Regions from separate parts of the Mus musculus genome. Here all the other regions are linked to region 1. Evidence: chromatin contacts called from ENCODE Hi-C data. All regions are on one chromosome and are shown on one strand. Each heading gives the region's core, a stretch centred on a gene start or an enhancer-like site at or near the end of the contact. The rest is flanking DNA. Distances are from core to core; before and after follow the strand shown.

What was found. A loop is a pair of places that touch in the nucleus more often than their neighbours do.
Region 2: a loop to region 1 is called in a map of T-helper 2 cell, with 5 times the contacts of the local background. The contact joins the promoter of Cdca2 here to the promoter of Esco2 in region 1. A Hi-C loop is called at or near these places in 2 of 37 maps with a recorded cell type or tissue (T-helper 2 cell and v-Abl transformed pro-B cells).
Region 3: a loop to region 1 is called in a map of gastrocnemius, with 5 times the contacts of the local background. The contact joins the promoter of Bnip3l here to the promoter of Esco2 in region 1. A Hi-C loop is called at or near these places in 2 of 37 maps with a recorded cell type or tissue (gastrocnemius and v-Abl transformed pro-B cells).

What each region holds. Positions count from the first base shown.
Region 1 is chr14:65,832,524-65,835,476 of GRCm38, forward strand. Esco2 (establishment of sister chromatid cohesion N-acetyltransferase 2) reads right to left here and starts at 1,446. Exons shown (of 11, transcript NM_028039.2): 1 at 1,279-1,446; 2 at 141-218. The coding sequence starts at 205.
Region 2 is chr14:67,714,052-67,717,004 of GRCm38, forward strand. Cdca2 (cell division cycle associated 2) reads right to left here and starts at 1,559. Exons shown (of 15, transcript NM_001110162.1): 1 at 1,173-1,559; 2 at 891-954; 3 at 632-805. The coding sequence starts at 954. It overlaps Kctd9 (potassium channel tetramerisation domain containing 9), which reads left to right and starts at 2,047. Exons shown (of 12, transcript NM_001111028.1): 1 at 2,047-2,333. The coding sequence starts at 2,286.
Region 3 is chr14:67,007,510-67,010,462 of GRCm38, forward strand. Bnip3l (BCL2/adenovirus E1B interacting protein 3-like) reads right to left here and starts at 1,368. Exons shown (of 6, transcript NM_009761.3): 1 at 1,179-1,368. The coding sequence starts at 1,275.

The DNA of each region.
Region 1 (2,953 bases), core at 196-2,695:
CTCATCTGTTAAAAATATTCTCCATGTATTTTTCCCGATTAGCTACTAAAATACCCTATGATAAATTTTCTGTAATAGACACTGGCAAGACTGGATTTTTTCATATTTAAAAGAGTTCATACATACAGGTTAAGACTTACCTATCATCATTATCAGCATTCAGTGTATATCGCTTCCTCTTTCTTGGAGTACAAGTTGCCATCATCTTAGTTAAATTCCTAAAGGCAGCAAATATGTCAGTTATAATAAAGTCACCAAAAGGATAGAAAACGCACCATGTCAAAATTGTTTATAAATCTTGATTCTAAATAAGTGACTGCAAATAAATACCCAAGGGAACATTGCTTTTTGAGATAGTGCTTCACATAGCAGAGCTTAGCCTCAAATTCAAACTCATTCACTCTGTCGCCAAGGATAAACTTGAACTCTTGAGCTTTCCAGAACTGGAATCACAAGCTAAGTCACCAGGCTTGGTTCCAAGAAACAGATTAAGAAAAACAACAACGAACCAACCACAGAAAGACAAACAAAACCTAGTCAGGTGTGACGGTGCAAAATGGGAGGCATAGGCAAAGGGACCCTGAGTTTGAGGCAAGCCTGGGGTACAGGGGGTCTCAAAAAAAAAAAAGCAAAGCAGTAAGCTATGTATTAGAGAAGTAAACAGTGATAAAAGGGAAGGAGGGTGGGTTGGGGAAATACTGCGCTACAGTAGATGAGAGTGATGAAAGGTGATCCTACTAACGAGGCCGGGTGGAACCCTAATTGGGGTACACTTCCCTTTAATTAAACCAGTCACATCAAGTTTTGGCACTCCTGGTAGGCCTTTGGCACTAGCCTCCTTCCATGGCTCCTCCATATTCCACTTAGCACACTTTCTGACTGACCAGCCAGTCATCTTCACAGCCTGCACGTTCAGGGAAGGCAGAGATTGCTCACACCCTTCCTGGAGGTCTGAGCGAGGTAATATGGGTGGGACAAGTCCTCCCCACGGGTCCCGGCGGGGCTCCCTCACCTCACTAGGCAGCTTGCTAAAGTCAAGCCGCGTCCCTTAGGGAGATAATTCTAGAATGTTCTTTCCTTCCTTTCCCCTTCCTTCGGAAAGGGTATGTCAGTCCCACAGAACTCCACAAGCGCGACCTCTAAGCCAACCCGAGCGTCTACGGGGCAACAGGGAAGCCCTCTCCTTGCCTGCGTGAGAGACGCTGGCACCCAGAGCGGGAGCCCCGCGGGAGGAGCAGGCAGCGGGCTACGTTCAAGGCCCTTGCCCCTTGACGTTACCTTCGTTCCTCAGTCTCCTTCTGGACCGGCGTCCACGCCTGCGGGGGTACCGCACGAAATGACCCCTCTGCACCTCAGCAAGCTTACGACCTTGCTCACAGGAACCCGGCGCTCCGCCAGTGTGTTCAAATTCACGCGCGCTACTTGAGACCAACGCTGCTGCGTACTGATTCGTCACTGCTCAGGCGCTTCCTAGAGCCTGCGCCGCGATTGGCTTCTCGCTAGTCATTGCCCCGCCCTCCGGCGAGGAGGTCTCCGAGATTCTCCCGCCCTTGAGAGGCAAAGCTGGTCAGGGGGAGGGAGTTGGGGGGAGGAGTTGGGGAAGAAGGAAGGCACACCTCCTGAAATCCTGCAATAACTTCAGGCTTCAGACCGACGCCCGTAACAGTGCATTCTGGGAATTGTAGTTTATGGCTCAGCTGAATTGGAAGTTAAATTCTGAGGCAGTTTGGTGCAAACAGCTAACGAAAAGTGACATCCCCAAGATACTGGAGGCTCTTATTTTTCATATTTGAAGCCCTATTGTTGGTTTTGCGTTTTAGAAAAAAAAGTGAGATTTTCAGTTTCCATTTTACTATTTTATTATTCAAATTATGGTGTGAATGTTTGCTAAATTTGGTTACTTTATATATTTTTAAAGATTTTATTTATTTTTTGACTATGTGCATGCCTGCAAGTGAGTATGTGTATGTGAATGGAGATACCAGCATAGGTCAGAGGAGTTGAATTCCCTGGATCAAGTTTAGACAGTTATAGGTCACCAAATGTGGATACAAGGAATTGACCTCAGGTCCTCTGCAAGAGTAGTCTGTGTTCTTAATAGCTGAGCCCAATCTCTTGAGCTGGATCCTTTACATGTTTTATTTCACGTACTCCTTACACAACCTATGAAGTTTGTATTATCATTCCTCATTTACAGAAAATGAAAACGAAGGCCTGAACACAATCACTATTTACAGGGAAGGCCTGTGGCACTCCAACTCCAATCAAGTGTCTTTTGGCAAGCAGAAATGTTCTTAAAACACTCACAGGCTTTTAAGGAGTTATTAGTGTCTAGAAGTCTCAGACAAATGTTGAAAGGAAATAAAACTTGAGACCTGTGAGTCACGTAATGTATGTCAAATAGCCCAAAGAGTTGTTTGTGAGCTTTGAAACCTGGGGCTGAGAACATAGCAGAACAGACCAGGACATGCCTGGGCAGGCCCATCGCCTCCCTATCTCCCACCCCTCTGACTTAAGTTAAATGTTAACAGGCTGCTGATGTTTAAATGGACCAATCATGTGAAACTGCGCCAATTCCTCCCCCAGTCCCACTCCTTTTCTATAAAAACCCCTAGCTTCCAAGCCACTGTCTCCTGTGTGAGATACCGGAGCTCCGCCATTAAAATACCCGTGTTGTTACATCAAGGTGTTGTGTTCTATTCGTGATTCTTGGGTGCACGCTGAATTGGGAGCTGAGTCGGGGTTTCCCCACTAGGTTCTTTCTTTTTTTTTTTCCATTTTTTATTAGGTATTTAGCTCATTTACATTTCCAATGCTATACCAAAAGTCCCCCATACCCACCCACCCCCACTCCCCTACCCACCCACTCCCCCTTTTTGGCCCTGGCGTTCCCCTGTACTGGGGCATATAAAGTTTGCGTGTCAACTAGGTTCTTTCAATGTCTAGTTCTAAA
Region 2 (2,953 bases), core at 309-2,808, 1.9 Mb after region 1:
GGTTAGGGCTGGTGAGACCCAGCTATACCCTGCTCTTATTTTTTTCAAAATTCTTCTACTCTGGAATAAGCTACTTCTTCACCCTCAGCACGCCACCCTGAATTCTGCTCACACCTAAGCACACGAAAACGGACCCAGTCTTTTATGTGATAATTCTGAGCGGTAGAGAATGAGTGTCACTCTGGCTTCGCCTAGCTCACGGTGTGATTGGCTTCCAGTCTCGTTATCCTTCTTTATAATTGCTATTCTACAACCCAAAAGAACCCTAGCCCTAGATTTACTTCTCCATTGGGAATTTCATTCCTGAAGCTAAAGAAAATCATTATCTGGGTCAATTTTCTGTTTGGGATTTTTGAATGAGGCACACGGCCTTGTCACTTTTACCGGTTCTCAACTACCTTTCAATGCCCTCTGATTTTCATACACACTGTTTTCTAGGGTGCACACAAAGCACAACTGATTCAGAAACATTGCTCTATTTGCTGAGCTGTGCCGAACAAGCAAGTCTGCAGGGTCAGCATAAATACACACAGAAGGAGTGTCAGGCAGTACAGACATGTATAATTGGGGCCTACTACAGTTACTGTTAAATTTGAAAAAAAAAACTATGCAATCCAAGAACTTCTCTTACCGGAAGAGGTCTTAACAAAGCTTTCAGGTGTAATTCCCAACTGCTCTACGGTTACTGTGGTGAAGTCCAAAGGTGACTTAAAGGTATCAGGGGTGCAAAGATTAGGAGTCGCATCTGCTACATGCTTCTGAGGAGTCACAAACGGTTCAGTTCCCAATCTAAAAACGTCATTTTCTGAAAACGGACAGCACATTGGGGGTGTTAATACATCAAAACACTCAAATCTTCCATCTAACGAGGGCAACAGGTCACCACATACCAGAATTATTAAGGACACACTCCTTGGATTCAGAGAGAGGCTTGTCGTGTGAACTCGCATCCATCTAAAAGATGAGGAAGTTAGAGAAAAAAATGTGAAAAATAACCTCACTATAAGCCAAAAACAATGTGACAGAACTCTAAGGCAATCAATACCAGGGGACCACAGGCTGGGGCGTTCTGATTAAAGAAACGGCGGGAGGTACTATTGACTAAACAAAGCGGACCGAACTGATTTATCAGGGCTTTGCATCCCTGAACCCCGGCCGGATAGCAGGCCTACCTCTCCCGCCCAGGACCCTGCGCGTTCCCTCGGACGACTACGACAAGCGTCGCGGAGGCTCCGTTTCAGAGAGCACCAGAGGCCGGGGAAGGGAGCCGGGCTGGCCTCCTGCCGGCCGCTGCACACCAGACACACCACGTCCGGCCGAAGCGGTCAAGCTTCACTTGCCCGCCAGCAAATTCAAACCGCGGCCACGCCCCCGCGGAGGGATACCCACGAGCCGTGGACCACGTGTGACGTGGGTACCGCTCCCTCCGGGCCTCACCCTCGTGCTTTCGAACGGCGCAGGGAGACCTCCGTGGATCCCGGAAAAAACACGGCCAGCCCTAAATGACCCTGGCGAGACAGAGCTGCAGCAAAAAGGTGTCCTGGGGTCTACCAGTGAGTTCCGCGGAGCAACACTTCAAATGCCACCCCAAACCTTGGATTGGCTGCTGGAAACTTCGAAAATGAATCACTAGACCAATCGAGACAGAACCGCCGGATGGCTAGTTTACCCTATTAGCCAATCCCGATACCAACCGTTACCTCGGTGGGTGGGTACAGTAGAAGGGGCAAAAGCCTAGCGAGGAGCTGATTGGTCTATGGGACTTCGGCGTCCCGCCTCTTCCTTAGACCCAGTCTCTTTATGCAAATGAGCACTCCTACACTCCAACGTGCGCCTGCTCAGTAACGCTTAGAGCGGCCCTTTGCCCAGTAGGTTCTTCTCTGATTCGCTGATACTCCATTCCGTCAACCAGCCCTCAGCCTCTCTTTCCTTCCACCGCCGTCTAGTGTTACTCTGAGCCCACCCCCCAGCCGGACTCTGATTGGCTAAATACTGGCCGGTACAGCGTGTTGATTGGCGCAGCTCAGCGTCGGTCTGGGCGCGGTTGGGGGGAAGGGCCGCTAGCAGGCTGAGGAGCCTAGGGGCGGGGTGGGAAGGAGGATCGGCCAACCCCGGGGTGTGGGACTGAGGGTGCGTGCGTGAGGAGTGTGGGGCCGACCAGGAAGGTGGCGAAGGGCGGAGAGTCCGGGTGGGAGGCGGGAGGGGTCTCGCGGGCGCGGAGCGCGGCGGGTGGCGGGCCGGGAGCGAGGGTGGCGGCTCCCTCAGGACCCGGCGCGGGCGGCGCGATGCGGCGGGTCACGCTGTTCTTGAACGGCAGCCCGAGCAACGGCAAGGTAAGCGGTAGCGGGGGCGCGACCCGGGGACCCCCGCAGCCTCCGACAGCCCGGGGCTGCTCTGCCGGCGGGGCTCCGAGGCGCCACTGTCACCTGAGCAGCTGGCCGAGGTCCCCTCCCACCTTCCCGCTGCGCCTTCCTGTCCTTATCGGTGCTGAGTAATGCTCTGCCCGGGGAGGAGGCAGTGATCATGGAGGCGGGTGACCCTGGCCAGGTCGGGAGAAGAAAACTCCAGGGGACAGTCGAGTGACATCCTCAGAATGTGGACCTGGTCTGAACCACTTTCCTTCTCTCTCAAGGTGCCCCGGGCCCCTTGCCCCGCCACCGTGCAAACTTTTATACATGTTTTACTGTGCCGCCTTGTTTTTGATTCCTTAGAGGACAGTGACAGCAGACCTTCGGAATGACTTGATTTGACAGTAGCCTTAGCTGCATTTAGGCCTCTGTGGAGGGCGTGGTGCTAAATATTTTTCCGATGTTGCAGCTGCCTCTTGCCCCACCCTTGAAAGTTATTCTTTGGAAAATGTTGGCTGTTTCTGGCGGACTAGTAATGTGTGGTTAAATGACTGCCCCACACATACCTAAGCCTGATTAAAGTCTCAAAAGTAATGAACCCTTTT
Region 3 (2,953 bases), core at 118-2,617, 1.2 Mb after region 1:
CACCTGGCTAAAATACCCAAACGCTCCTGCCACTATCCTCTAGACTCAGTAACAGCTCTTCCCTAAACCGTTCTGGCCACCCTGGAAGCCATCCCTCTTATGAAAGACACTGCCTGACCTTTAAGCATACAAATGGCTTTTAAAGAACTTCATCTGGCCCTGTGACAACTACCACCACCCACTACCTCTTTCATTAAGACATGAAATCCAAACAGAAAGGTTGGGCAAGAAGGTCCGGCGATCTCACAACAACAGCGGACACTCTGGGGACAAGATGTCTGTTTGACTGCAACTGGATCCTGACCATCAACTTTCAATTGCTAGTACCTGTGGCCTGCGTCTGTTGTGTTGTTTACTGTATTTCCTGAAGTTCACTGCAGATTTGGCTGAAATGGACGTGATCCTAGGGCATGTGCTGGGCACCCAATCCATTTAACATAAGAAACAGCACTTGAAAAGTTACTAGTATGGTGGCTGCCGCCTGTCACCCAAGAACTTGGGAAAGTGGAAAGTAGGAGGGATCAGGTCACTCAGCAACACAACGAGTGAGGCCAGCCTGGGCTACATGAGAAGCTCTCTCAAAAAAAAAAAAAAAGAAAGAAAAAGAAAAGAAAAAGCAGTAAAATATGAATTCAAGGTTAACAGCAACAAAAAACTCACTTGAGAAACTTGGGAATTTTCAGACTAAAAAAAAAAAAAAAGATAAATGTCAGGGGCGGAGCAAGCACCCTGCACGAAACTCCGATGACCCCCTGGACCGGCGTGTGGTAGGAGGCGAGCTCCGCAAGCACACCTGCGCGGCCGCACGTCCACCCGCCACGCCCGACCGGTCGCGTCCATCCCCCGGTGTCCCCGCCGCACGTCCCATGCTCCCCCTCCGCTGGCCAGCCTCCGCTTGCCACCCCGAGTTGCGTGCGCCTCCGGCTCCCGACGCCCACCGCGACCCTAAACCTCGGCGCCCAAGGCGCAGGCCGCGAGCCAGCGCCGAGCGCCTGCTCCTAACCGGAGCGCGCCGCTGTCAGTCATACGCACAATCTCGGTCCCAACCAATGAGCTGTCGTCTGCTCCCGCCCACTCCCCCACCACCACCACCAACCCCCCCCCCCCGCCCGCACGGCGGCGGCCGAGCGGCTCCTCCTCCCCCATCCCTCCGCTGAGCCCGGCGGCCCCGTGCTCACTGTTGAGGCCAGCGGGCGGCGGCAGGGGCTGCTCCCCTTCCTCGCAGTTGTTGTTGTTGTTGTGCAAGGGCGGCGGCGGCTCGACTAAGTGAGACATGGTCTGGAGACTGGAAGCGGCACGGCCGCAGGACGACAGTATCCGGCTCTCGAGCAGCAACACAACAAGTCGAGTTCCCCCGCCCCCTTTTCTGCGTCTGCGCAGTCCCTCCCTTCGTGACGTCAGGGCCCTCCCGGACCATGTGATGACAACACAGGCAGCTGGACGGCGGGGTCGGAGCCCAGGATAGGGGGCGTGACCAGGCCGGGCTGGGCGGGGCATTCGCGAGCTGCTCGGGACGTGCGGGTGCGGAAGTCGAGCTGATACGGGCGCCAGGAAAGAATTCCTGCGAGTCAGTCGCAATAGCCGGAAGGGCTGAGCTAGGAAGTTGGCATTGGATTGAGATTAGGGAGGAGTGTGCAGCCCGGAAGCGCGCGGGGCCTGAATGGAACCCCTCCCACGCCTGCAGTATCCACTTAAGAACTCACCCGTGGCTTTAAAGAAGCAGAAAACCCCAGTTCCTCCCCTTAGTGAAACATCCATTTGTGCCTCCCACAGAATACCGTGGGAGGTACCTTGGAGCTAATCACCTTGTTGGAATTTATAACATTTTAATTGCAAAGGTAACATGTAATCACGGTTTAAAAAAAAAATCAATGGCTGGGCGTGGCGCACACTTGTTATTTCAGCTCTTTCTAAGACTGAGGCAGGAGGATTTCGAGTTCCCTGCAGCCTACGCTATCGAGCGACCCATTGCCTTCAAAAACAAATTAAAAGGGAAAAGAAAATACAGATTTACCCAAACCCTGGTTGTTATCTATCTCTGTAAATGCCCTACCTCCTGTACGCTGGTTGCTGACTCTGTTAATGTTCCTAAATACTCCTACGTCGTATCTTTGTCAAGTTTCCTTGACCCGATTTTTGTATAATGTTTTTCTCAATATTGTACTTGCCTTTTAACTTTGCTTTAATTGCAGTTGTTGAATTTTCATGTAATTGTCTTTTTTAAAAATATGGTCTGAGATACCCAAACACGGAAATACTAAATCTAGGACCAGCCAGTGAGATGGTTCTGCCGGTAAAGGCGCTTGCTGAGTAAACCTGCAGACTGAGTTCATTGCCCGGAGCTCCCGGTAGATGGGAAGAAAGCTAACAAAGTTGCCTTCTGACCTCCACCAATGCACCGTGGCATATGCCCTCCCCCTCTAAATCATAAATACAGGCACACACAATAAGTCTTTGTCACTTTGAATTGACATCCAAAAACATGATCTGGAGGGATAGCTTGGGGGGTTAAGCACACTGGCTGCTCTTGCAAAGGACTCAGGTTTGGTTCAAAACACCCACATGACAGCTCGTTCACAGGGCACTCAATGCTGTCTTCCGGCATCTGAGGGCATGAGAAACCCGCATGGTACACAGACATACGTGCAGGCAAACATCCACATGCATTTATAAAACCCCAATTCTCTGGTGAGATGACTCCGGTTAAAGGCTGGGCTGCAGCCCAGAGTTATATACTGAGTTCAATCTCTGGGGCTCACATAGTACAAGGAGAGAACCTACCCCACAAACTGTCCTTGGACCTCCACATGTACACAGTGCCATACACACATAAATAGTGATAAAAATCATCTCTTAGGCCTCCCACATACAGTGTTATATTTATAAAGGCATAATGCAGGTATAAAAACATTCCTCTGGGTCTTCTCATTTTATGTCTAAGTACTTCATGTAC